Regions from separate parts of the Homo sapiens genome. Here region 2 is linked to region 1. Evidence: read pairs that join two places in POLR2A ChIA-PET (ENCODE). Cell type or tissue: A673. All regions are shown on one strand. Links, peaks and the distances in the headings refer to the core of each region. The heading gives the core; the rest is flanking DNA.

Region 1 (5,383 bases), core at 269-5,268:
TAAAAATCTATTTGAAATGGCAACTTGACCTCAGAATGAGAAAATTTGATTTCTCTAGAAATGTGAAATACAGGTTTTTCAAAGACCTCAGTAATGTGTTTCTCCAGACAAGTGTGCTTGAAAGTAGGACCAGAGAAAAACGAAAATACCTCCTCCTCCCCCTCCCCCTTCCCCTCCCCCTTCCCCTCCCCCTTTCTCCTCCTCCTCTTCTCATTTTCCTTCTCCTCCTCCTCTCCTTTTCCTTCTCCTCCTCCTCTCCTCTCCTCCTCTTCTCCTTCTCCTCTTCCTCCTCCTCTTTCTCCCCCCCACCCTTCTCCTACCTGGCTTCCTCCTTCCCCTTTTCTTCCTTCTTAGTTTTTGTTATTTGGTGTTTGTTTGCCTTCACAGAATTCCTTTCTTCATAGTTTTCAGTGTATGTGGGTATTATATGGTACATGTGGCATTATATGGTACATGTGGGTATTATGTTTATGTATAAAAACTCATAGAGAACTAATTAACATAGTAGGTTTCAAATCTCAGTATGTGTGAAAAATCAATCTGAAAAACTCATAAGGATCTACATTTACTTATTTTTTATGAAACTATCCCATCTCATCAAACACGGCCCTTCTCTAGTAATTTCAAGAGTATGTGTAAACAACTACTTTTTACCTCTGTGGATGACTTGGAGATTTTTCCTGTGCTTTGCCTTCTTTTGATGTGTTTGGAGTTCTTCCATTCCTGGTCCTTGATAACTTTGCCTTACTTTTGTTTAGAATTTTTCCTTCTTTCATCATTCATTTTGGTTGCTTGGTACTTTCCTGTCTTCTCTGTTAGCTGGTAATCTCCTCAAGGGCTGTATGCATGTTATTTCTTGCTCCACCTGGAACAATTCCTTGCATCTAGGAAGTATTTCTCTTCAAAGTCCTGAGAAGTATACAACCCATAGCCCTAAAACTCCAGAAGGTTAATGTATTAAAATGGATGATTAAAGTCTCTCAAAACCGAACAATCAAACATCAAAGCAGATAAGCACAAGTCATCTCAATGAGAGAAGTGGAAGAATTAGAAACCGAGTGTGAGCTCGGCTTTAAAGTTCACACACACAGGGGTCATGGGGATAGAAAGGTCACAGAAGAAGTGCAAGCACTCACCTCCTGATATCATTGTTTCCAGGGAGAGTTAGTTTCAGGCATGAAAGTGCAGAACAAATGTAGATGTGAATTAAATTAACAAATGTCTTAGGACATTTGATAGTACTTTGGTTCTCTTTGGAGTTCTGATTGAAGACTTGAGATGACTGTTGCACAGAATTTTAAAGAAATTTGGAGTTGAAACTGTTTCATCACTGTCCGTGATCTTTGAGGATCTATGAAAAATTGGAGAGGCATTAGCAGTCTTGAGATGTCCAAACCTTTACAGAAGACGATAAATCTATGAACCAGAACCGAAGGAAATGGTGTGACATTCCCCTTGCACGCTCTTCTTGTTCCCCCTTCTCTAATGAAAATACTGTTCCGATGGTTTCTCAACAATTAGAAAGCAAAATAGTGACACGAAGTTAGTTAAAAAAAAAAAAAAAGTCATACTTAAATAACCTTAATTCCTTGTTTGGATCAGATTTTTAAGCTAGTAGACTTGCAGAACACTGTAGCTATTATATATCTGCTTATTTTAAAAATGTTGCTAAATGTTCCCAGTTATGTTCTGGTAGATAAGAGGATCATAGGCAGTTGGATGATGTGCTGTTGCTGGTGGTGGATCTAAAACAGGCTGTTCAGCTATACCTGAGAGTAGTAAGTTTTCCAGTAAGGTGCTGTTTCAGTATCTCTTTTACGTGGTAAGGACTTGGCTCATTTGTTTACCACTGAGCTTTCAACTATGAGGACACTCAAAATAGTTGAAAAACTTTTGAATGTTTATAGTAAAAAGGCGACTTCAGTTTTGGAGAGACCAGGCAAAGGAAGAGAGGCAGTGAGAAGCTGGTGTTGGAACCTGAAGGTTTAACACAATGATTTTCAGTCCTGGTTGCACGTTAGAATCACTGCGGGTGTTTTTACAAATACAGATGCTAGGACTTTACCCCACACCAGTTAAATCAGGGGCAGAGCTAGGCATTGTTGTTTCAAATCTCCTCTGGTGATTCTGATATGTAGCCAAGGTTGAGGACCTGTACCTTGTCATCTGTGCAGCTGCAAAAGCTCGGCCCATCCCTCTCCATGCTTTGCCTAGTGCACATAGGGGCAGCTGTGCCGAGCAGCAGCCAAAACAGTAGCCTCTATTCCACTGCTTCCAAGAGACTGCCAGGATGGAATCCTCTGTGCCTCACATCACTGTGTCATATCCCAGGCACTATCCAAAGTAAAAAAACTCCCTGATCATCCACTATGCCTCAGACTGCACCCTCATATTTCTTCTTCCCTTTTGTTTTTAACCATTTGCAAGTATCATGTTTCTTAATGTGTGCCCCACACTGTCCCTTTCCTCCATCCTTTAGGCTCTTTCCATGTGTTCTAGATATAGAACATCATTCTCTGATCAGGAAATTCCTACATATTTTCTACCTCTTCTCTGAGTGTTTACTTCTGCTTTAACAGAAAACTGGCTGTCTCTTGCAGTCCCCCAAGTAACTCATAAATTTATATGTCTGGCCTAGATTTTTCTACTGAGATCCAGACTCATAAATACCAATGCTTCCTTTATGTCTCCAGTTGGATGTTCCCAGACTAAGATCTTTTTCCCAAACAGAACTCTTGATACATTTTGTCTAAATCTTTCATCCTTTAATTTCACTCATTTCAGTAAATGATACCTACATCCACTTAGATGCTAAAATCAGGAAGTAATGGAGTCATCCTTTATAATTTCCGTATCCCAATTCAGTTTATCCTAACAGCCTGTTTGTTCTGTCTTCAAAATACCATTTTCCTTTTTTCCCATTGCTCTTACCAGTACCCTGGTGAGAATAGCCACCAAGTTTCACCCAGAGCCCCACAACAGCTTTCTGACTGCCCTTCCGGCTCCCACTGTGTGCTCCTGCAGGAATTCTCCACACCATAGCGAGTGAGCTGCAGACACAGAAGTTAATCATGCTGTTACCCTTCTTAAGATCTTTCAGTGTTTTTTGTATCAGTCCTTTATGCAGCCCAGAAGGCCCTTCGTGATCTGGCTCCTGTCCTCTCTAGCTCTTCCACCCACACCTCACTAGCTCTATCCTTCTTCCCCCATTTTTTCTTTCCCTTCCTCCTTCTCTTCTTTATTTTTGTTTAACACATCACATTCTCACCCTCTGAGCTTTTGTGCAGGTTGTTCCATCTGCCTGGAATGTTCTTGGTTTATTCTTTTATCTTCCTTTTTTCAGCTTAATCCTTTCCTGTGGAATGTAAAAATTGACCGACCTTCCTTCCTTCCTTCCTTCCTTCCTTCCTTCCTTCCTTCCTTCCTTCCTTCTTTTCTCTCTCCTCTCTCTTTTCTCTCTTTCTTTTCTTTCTCTCTTCTTTTCTCTTTTTTAAGACATGGGCAACTGGACACGGTGGCTCACGTCTGTAATCCCAGCACTTTGGTAGGCCGAGGGGTGGATCATAGTGAGTTCAGGTGTTCGAGACCAGCCTGGCCAACATGGTGAAACCCCGTCTCTACTACAGATACAAAAAATTAGCTGGGCGTGGTGGTGCATACCTGTAATCTCAGTTACTCGGGAGGCTGAGGCAGGAGAATTGCTTGAACCCAGGAGGCAGAGGTTGCAGTGAGCCGAGATTGCGCCATTGTACTCCAGCCTGGGCAACAGGGTGAGACTCCGTCTCAAAAAAAGAAAAAAATATAAAAAGATGTGCATGCTGTGTTGCCTAGGCTGAAGTGCGTGGTACAATCATAGCTTGCTATAACCTTGAACTCTTGGGCTCTAGTGGTTCCCCGACCTCAGCATCCTAAGTAGCTGGGACTACAGGCACGTGCCACCATGCTCAACTATTTTTTAAATTTTTGTAGGGAGAAGGGATTTTGCTGTGTGGCCCAGGCATGTCTCAAACCCCTGGTCAGAAGTGATCTTCCTGCCCCAGCCTCCCTATTTCTTTTATATAGCGTGCTGAGATTTTCCCTTATCACATTTATACCAATGCATATTGTATTCTTTAAAAAAGAACTTATTATAGAAAATAACTAGTAGAGAGCATAGTCATAAACTTCCATGAAGCCATCACCCATCTTCAAACATGGGCAACTCATGACTGATCATATTTCATCTATATTCATTCCCTGCAATTATTTTGAAAGAAAACCCCGGACCTTATATTACTTTATATTAGATTTATTTTTTGAAAGATAAGCATTGTGTTTTAAAACACATGACAATACTATATGATAACATGTAAAAAGTTAAATGTTCCTTAATATCAACTATACAGTATTAAAATACACTTTGTTTGAATCCAGAAAAATTGAGTCTATACATTGCAATGAATTGCAGTTACATGTCAATCTTTTAGTCCATGGGTTACCCCTACCATGCCTTTTTTCCCCTTGAAGTTGATTTGTTGAAGAAACAGATTAATTTCTCCTATAGAGCTTTAGAAGTCTGGATTTTCCTTATTGTTTCCTAATGGTGTTATTTAACTTGTTCCCTTATGCCTTTTAAATAAGTAGTTAGATTTAGACTTGGTCAGAATCTAACTGTTGATAATCTACTAAGTGATTATGGTTAGCAAAATGGTGATATTCAAATTCTGTCTTTCCGTCTTCATTTGTTACATGCAGTGCATCTATAGAGAAACTTCCTCAAATCAACTACAATATTTAATTATACTGAGGTACAGTGTATATGAAAGGGTATGAAAGGGAAGGAAAATGTTTGATATATTCTGTATTTAGAAAGTTTTAAAGTAATGAAATGATTCTGTAATACCCTCCAAAATGACCAATTAGGTTTTTTATTTCATTTTAAAACTTATAAATTTATTTATTTATTTTTATTTTTATTTTATTTTATTATTATTATACTTTAAGTTTTAGGGTACATGTGCACAATGTGCAGGTTAGTTACATATGTATACATGTGCCATGTTGGTATGCTGCACCCATTAACTCGTCATTTAGTATTAGGTATATCTCCTAAAGCTATCCCTCCCCCCTCCCCCCACCCCACAACATTCCCCAGAGTGTGATGTTCCCCTTCCTGTGTCCATGTGTTCTCATTGTTCAATACGGTGTTTGGTTTTTTGTTCTTGCGATAGTTAATGAGAATGATGATTTCCAATTTCATCCATGTCCCTACAAAGAACATGAACTCATCATTTTATATGGCTCCATAGTATTCCATGGTGTATATGTGCCACATTTTCTTAATCCAGTCTATCATTGTTGGACATTTGGGTTGGTTCCAAGTCTTTGCTATTGTGAATAGTGC
Region 2 (5,383 bases), core at 296-5,295, 81 kb before region 1:
TAAGTCATTTGGGTGAGGAGATAAAAGAAGATTTAGGTAGGTCATGTAATTAAAGGGATGTCCATGACATGTGGATGTTCAAGAGGTGGGAAGGAAGGAAGACTGGATGACTGTGATTAGAGTCTGCTTCAGGGTAGAGAGCTTACCTTTTATTATCTTTGTGCCTTAGGGCTTGGCACTGTGCCTGATGTGTAGGTGTTCATTATATGATTTTGTGAAGCAGTCAAAGATGGAATAACTATCAAATAAGATGTTAAGAGTAATCTCTAAGGTTAAGAGGAAAAAGTAATGATTACATTATAAATACTAAGGAAACAGAAGCAGCAAAGAGGAATAGAAGGCAAATAAGGATTTTAAAAAAACAGTTAAAACATACCCATTTAACTTGAATTGAATGTCGTTTGATTACAAATTAAACGTAGTAAACTGACAATATGTATTTGATATTAAACTTCTTTACAGTAGTAAATATTAGGTATTGAAATCAAGCCTATTTTTTAACCATAAAAATACAGGACTTTTAATATGCCCCTTGTCTAGACCAACTGAACTTTATTTTACTTTAATTTGAAGTTTGTATTGGATAAAATATTTTGGTATCTTAATAATCAGATACCAGATTTTTACTAATTAAAATAACTATAATTGAATTTTCTTTTTGAATATTTTACCATTCAATGTAGTATTAACATTTAATATTATAAGTTAACTGATAAACTGCATGCATAGGAATTTGTGTGCATTAATTAAGGACTGTCATGTAAGTGTTCTTAAACTGAAGAGTTAATTGATTAAAAATTGAAAATATTCAAATGAGAACATGCTGAGAAAATATTTCATGGGAAAATGGATCAGGTGAAGGTTTGTGAGCAAGAAACTATGAATGCCTTTTAGGTGTGAATGATAAGGGATTAAAAATCATTTAAGACTTGTATGCTTATATATCTTATCTGTGTGTGGATCTGGAACAGCTAAGCTGCTACTTCAACTAAGACCAGACATGATATGTGAGTTATATAATCTTATGTGATCAGAATAATTCTTCCCAAAAGAAATTTTGATTGCTGTTTCCCTGCTTATGACACCCTGTTGCCTACAAGATGACACTCAACTCAGGCGGGCACACAGGACCCTTCATGATTGCCCTTTGTCTTGCTTTCAGCCTTATCTACACTTCATCTTTCACCTGTGCTCCTTCCTTGTCCCCCACTTTCCCCAGATTTCTTGTAGGGAATTTTCTGTATTCCTTTAAATATGTTGTAATATTTTCTACCTCATTTATTTGCTCAGGCTGCTCTTTCTGCCTTGAAATCCCCTGACATTATGAGGTCCTAAAAATATAACTTGAAAAATATTTAATGGTTTCTTTGGCGTCATACCATGTGTATTAAAAGTAATAAACAATTGAAATGTATATTCTCTACCTTGGTAACAATGGGTAAGAGTATAGAAATGACTTACTCATATATTCATTCAACAAATGTTTACTGAGCGTCTACTATTTACCAGGCACAGTTCTTGGCCCTGGAGATTTGAGATTGAGCAAAATAGACAAATCTCTGCCACCAAGGAACTTTTACACAAGTGGGGATGGCAGGCAGATAATAAACGGATATGACCAGGCTGAATTTCTGAGGAATATAAACAAAAGCAAGGAAAGGGGAAAAACGGATGGGAGGTGGGTGTTGATAAATGGTCAGGGAAGGCATTTCTGAGAAGGTGACATGTGAGTGTAGATGTGAAAGAAGGGAGGGAGCAAACCATGGGAATATCTGGAGGAAGAATGTTTCAGGAGGAGGGTGCAACAGCCTTGAGTATAGACGGCTTAGTGTTCTTAAGGAACAGGAAGGAGTTCATGGTGGCTGGAGTGGAATGAGCAAAGGGTCTGGGGGAGAAGGTCAGAGAGGTCGTACCTTGCTGGTCCTGGTTGGGGTGTAGCAATTTACTCCAAGTCAGAAGCTCTTTGAGCTTTTGAGCAGGATGGTGATAATTAAAAAAACCCTGCCTGTTGTGTAGAATGTAGACTGCATCGGGAAGAAGAATGTGAGAATAGCTGCAGAAAGACCAGTTAGGAGGCTGTGGTCATCACCTAGGTGAGATGTGTTGGTCGCCTGTATTAGGATGGGAGCAGTGGAGCTGCTGAGAAGTAGTGGGATTTAAGTATGTTCTGAAAGGAGAGCCAAGGGAACTAGCTTGTTGGAGTGGATATAGGGTAGCAGAGTACAATCAAGGATTCTGAAGTTTTTCACTAGAGAAATTTGAGTGATGTAAAGGTAGGCTCATATTGAGATGGGGGAATATCGGAAGGAGGAGCAAGGTTTTTGAGAGGTTATGGAATCAGGAATTTGATTTGGTTTTGTACTTCTTCTTCTTTTTTTTTTTTTTTTTTTTTTGAGACAGAGACTGGCTCTGTTGCCCAGGCTGGATTGCAATGGCACAACCTCAGCTCACTGCAACCTCCGCCTCCCGGGTTCAAGTGATTCTTGTGCCTCAGCCTCCCGAGTAGCTGGGATTACAGGCATGCACCACCATGCCTGGTTAATTTTTGTATTTTGGCCAGGCTTCTGTCAAACTCCTGGCCTCAAGTGATCCGCCCACCTCAGCCGTTTTGTACAGCTTAAGTTTAAGATTCCTATTATGTATCCTAAAGGATTTGTCACATAAGTATTTGGATATGTGAGTCTGAGGATGAGGGAAAGGTAGGACCTGGAAATACAAAATTGGGAACCCTCAGTTTACTGACGGTACTTAAGGAAGAGGTTAGGATAGGAGTCACCTAAAGAGGGAGTGTAGGCAGAGATGGCAAGAGGCCCAAGGTCCCCATCCTGGGACACATGTCTTTATAGGTTGGGAAGGGAAGAGTGTCCAGCAAAGGATTCTGAGGAGGCAGAGCCAGTGAAGTAGGAGGAAAACTACGGGAGTGTGGTATTTGGAGTCAAAGTGAAGAAAGAGTTTCAGGAAGGAGGAGGTGATCAATTGTGTCAGATGCTGCTGAGAGGTTCAGATGAGGTCTGGGAATTGCCCACTGGTATTGCCATTGAGGAGGCTTGCTGACCTTTAGTGGAGTGGAGAGGATAGAAATCTGATTAAAATGGGTTTAAGAATGAATGGACTGAGGAAGTGGAACCAGTTGGGATCAACTCCTCTTTTTGAGGAATTTTGATATGAAGAGGAACAGAGAAATGGAGTAGCAGCTGAGAGCGGTTCAGAATCAAGGTAGATTTAAAGTAGGAGACAACTTTGGAAATAATGATAGTTTTATTCCCCTTTTCTTCTTTGTTAAAAAGAAGACATGACTTACCTGAGGAAATTCTTAGCTTTAATATCTACAGTCGCTATAACATGAGAAAATTGTCATTGAACGAGATAGCACTTTTTGCATTGTGGTGCTAAAAAAAAATCTTTATTTTTGTAGAGATGGGGTCTTGCTGTGTTGGCCAGCCTTGTCTTGAACTCCTGTCCTCAAGCAGTTCTCCTGCCTTGGCCTCCCAAAGTGTTGGGATTACAGGTGCGAGCTACTGTATTTGGCCTAAAAAATCGTTTTATAAAGCATCAGATTTCAGTGCAGTTACAATGTGCTTTCTTCCTTTAGCTTTTCGGATGTTACATAGTGCCTTTGAATTATATGGAGCTGAACTGCCCCATGTGAGATTTTCTATAAACCTAGAAGTAATTTCAGAATAAAAATTTTACACAATTATATGTCTGAAACAAAATTGGTGAAAGTTCTGTTACTCTAATTCTTGTAGAATATCTAAATAGTATTAAAAGAATCAAATAACTTTTCCAAGTAATTCCTTCCACTTAAAAAAAAGTGTTGCGGCCGGGCACGGTGGCTCACACCTGTAATCCCAGCACTTTGGGAGGCTGAGGCAGGTGGATCACGAGGTCAGGAGATCCAGACCATCCTGGCTAACACGGTGAAACCCCATCTCTACGAAAAATACAAAAAATTAGCTGGGCATGGTGGCGGGCGCCTGTATTCCCAGCTACTTGGGAGGCTGAGGCAGGAGAATGGTGTGAACCCAGGAGGTGGAGCTTTCAGTGAGCTGAGATCACGTCACTGCACTCCAGCCTGGGTGACAGAGCAAGACTCTGTCTCAAAAAAAAAAAAAAAAAAAAAAGAAAAAGAAAAAAAGTGTTGCATGGGTATGTCAATTAAAAAAAGTACTTAAAGAAAATTAGCTGATTCGTGCTACTTGATGTTTTACTTGATGTTTGTTCTGATAGGTAGGATTAATTCTACTTAAAATTATACTGTTCTGGTACTACATTTTATAAGTGTTTACATGCTCATTTTAATTTCCTGCTAATTGCAATGATAGCACAATAATGAATTCTACCTATAAATTACATTATCTACTATTAAAATACAGTTTCTTGGTTGTGACACTTTATGCTACTCCACAAAGAGGGAAAATACTTTTGTAAATGAAAGGAAGAGCAGAATGGTGGTGGGTTTTTCTGACTGGTATTTAACATGTGGATAGATTCTTCATACATAGATAATATGCATCATGGGTGAGTCACCAAATTTTAATAAGAAAACCAATTATTTGTGTATATTTTGAAAGATGATGCCTCATAATTTTATTCCTCCTTTGATCAGATAGGACATTTTGTTTAGTAAAATTTCAGAAGACAGATTCCTGCTTCCTGATTGGCATCAATTATCTTACAACACCCCCAATTTTTTTGGAAATGTATGCCTGCCAACTCTTTATTTGAAGAGTTATTTGCTTGCTTTGGCAAAATTGACTCTTGATGAGTGTTCCCCTCTTCTAGCATTTGCTACTCACTAAATTTTCCTCGTGTGTGCTGATGGTGGTAAAAACTCTTGTCACCTTTCTAATCTGTTTGGTAAACCTTATCTTTGATACTTCATTATGTAACCATGGGTTCTCAGTTCTCTCTCGACTCTTACCCTGCAGCTTTGTAGTTACAAGGGGAAATATGACAGTGAGAAAGGAAGAAAATCCACAGAGAGAGAAGAGACTGTGCACTGAACTTTTTCATTAAAACTTTTATAAACTATAAATAGCTCCTTTCACCTTTAGTCAAAGGAAATATCAAGAAGGCCTGTAGGGTAGCTCCCTATGGCTGTTTAAAAAGTGTTTGATTTTTATGGAATAGTGCAAAAGCAAATTGCAAAGTCAATAGAAACAGGAATACTGGAGAAGAATTGACAGGAACTGATAAAATTAAGGAGTGACTGAGAAAATGAGTCTGACAGCCCATGGCTGATACAGAAGAAAGTGCCAGACTGATCTGAACCAAGAGAACCAAGACAAGTACAAGCCCTCCTGCAGAAGTACAGGACCCAGGATGGGAGTCTGTGGTTCCTAACAGCTTAGTGCCTGATCACACTTAAACATACATTATG

What was found. Peaks named below come from ENCODE experiments on the same cell type or tissue, not always from the same donor. Only the 100,000 strongest peaks of a DNase experiment are listed, where the experiment ranks them.
Region 2: POLR2A ChIA-PET joins it to region 1 with 6 read pairs; 3 of 35 experiments call an interaction of 5 or more read pairs at or near these places.

The regions. Positions count from the first base shown.
Region 1 is chr7:90,775,468-90,780,850 of GRCh38, forward strand. All of the region lies in intron 4 of CDK14 (cyclin dependent kinase 14), which reads left to right. Among named protein-coding and RNA genes, the nearest start is that of CDK14, 180 kb to the left of the region's middle. RefSeq lists an enhancer at 1,645-1,704. In A673, for the core only: no CTCF peak of the experiment used is centred there; a DNase peak (open chromatin) is centred at 3,244; H3K27ac peaks cover 4,168 bases.
Region 2 is chr7:90,693,966-90,699,348 of GRCh38, forward strand. The region is part of intron 2 of CDK14 (cyclin dependent kinase 14); the gene reads left to right. Among named protein-coding and RNA genes, the nearest start is that of CDK14, 100 kb to the left of the region's middle. In A673, for the core only: no CTCF peak of the experiment used is centred there; no DNase peak of the experiment used is centred there.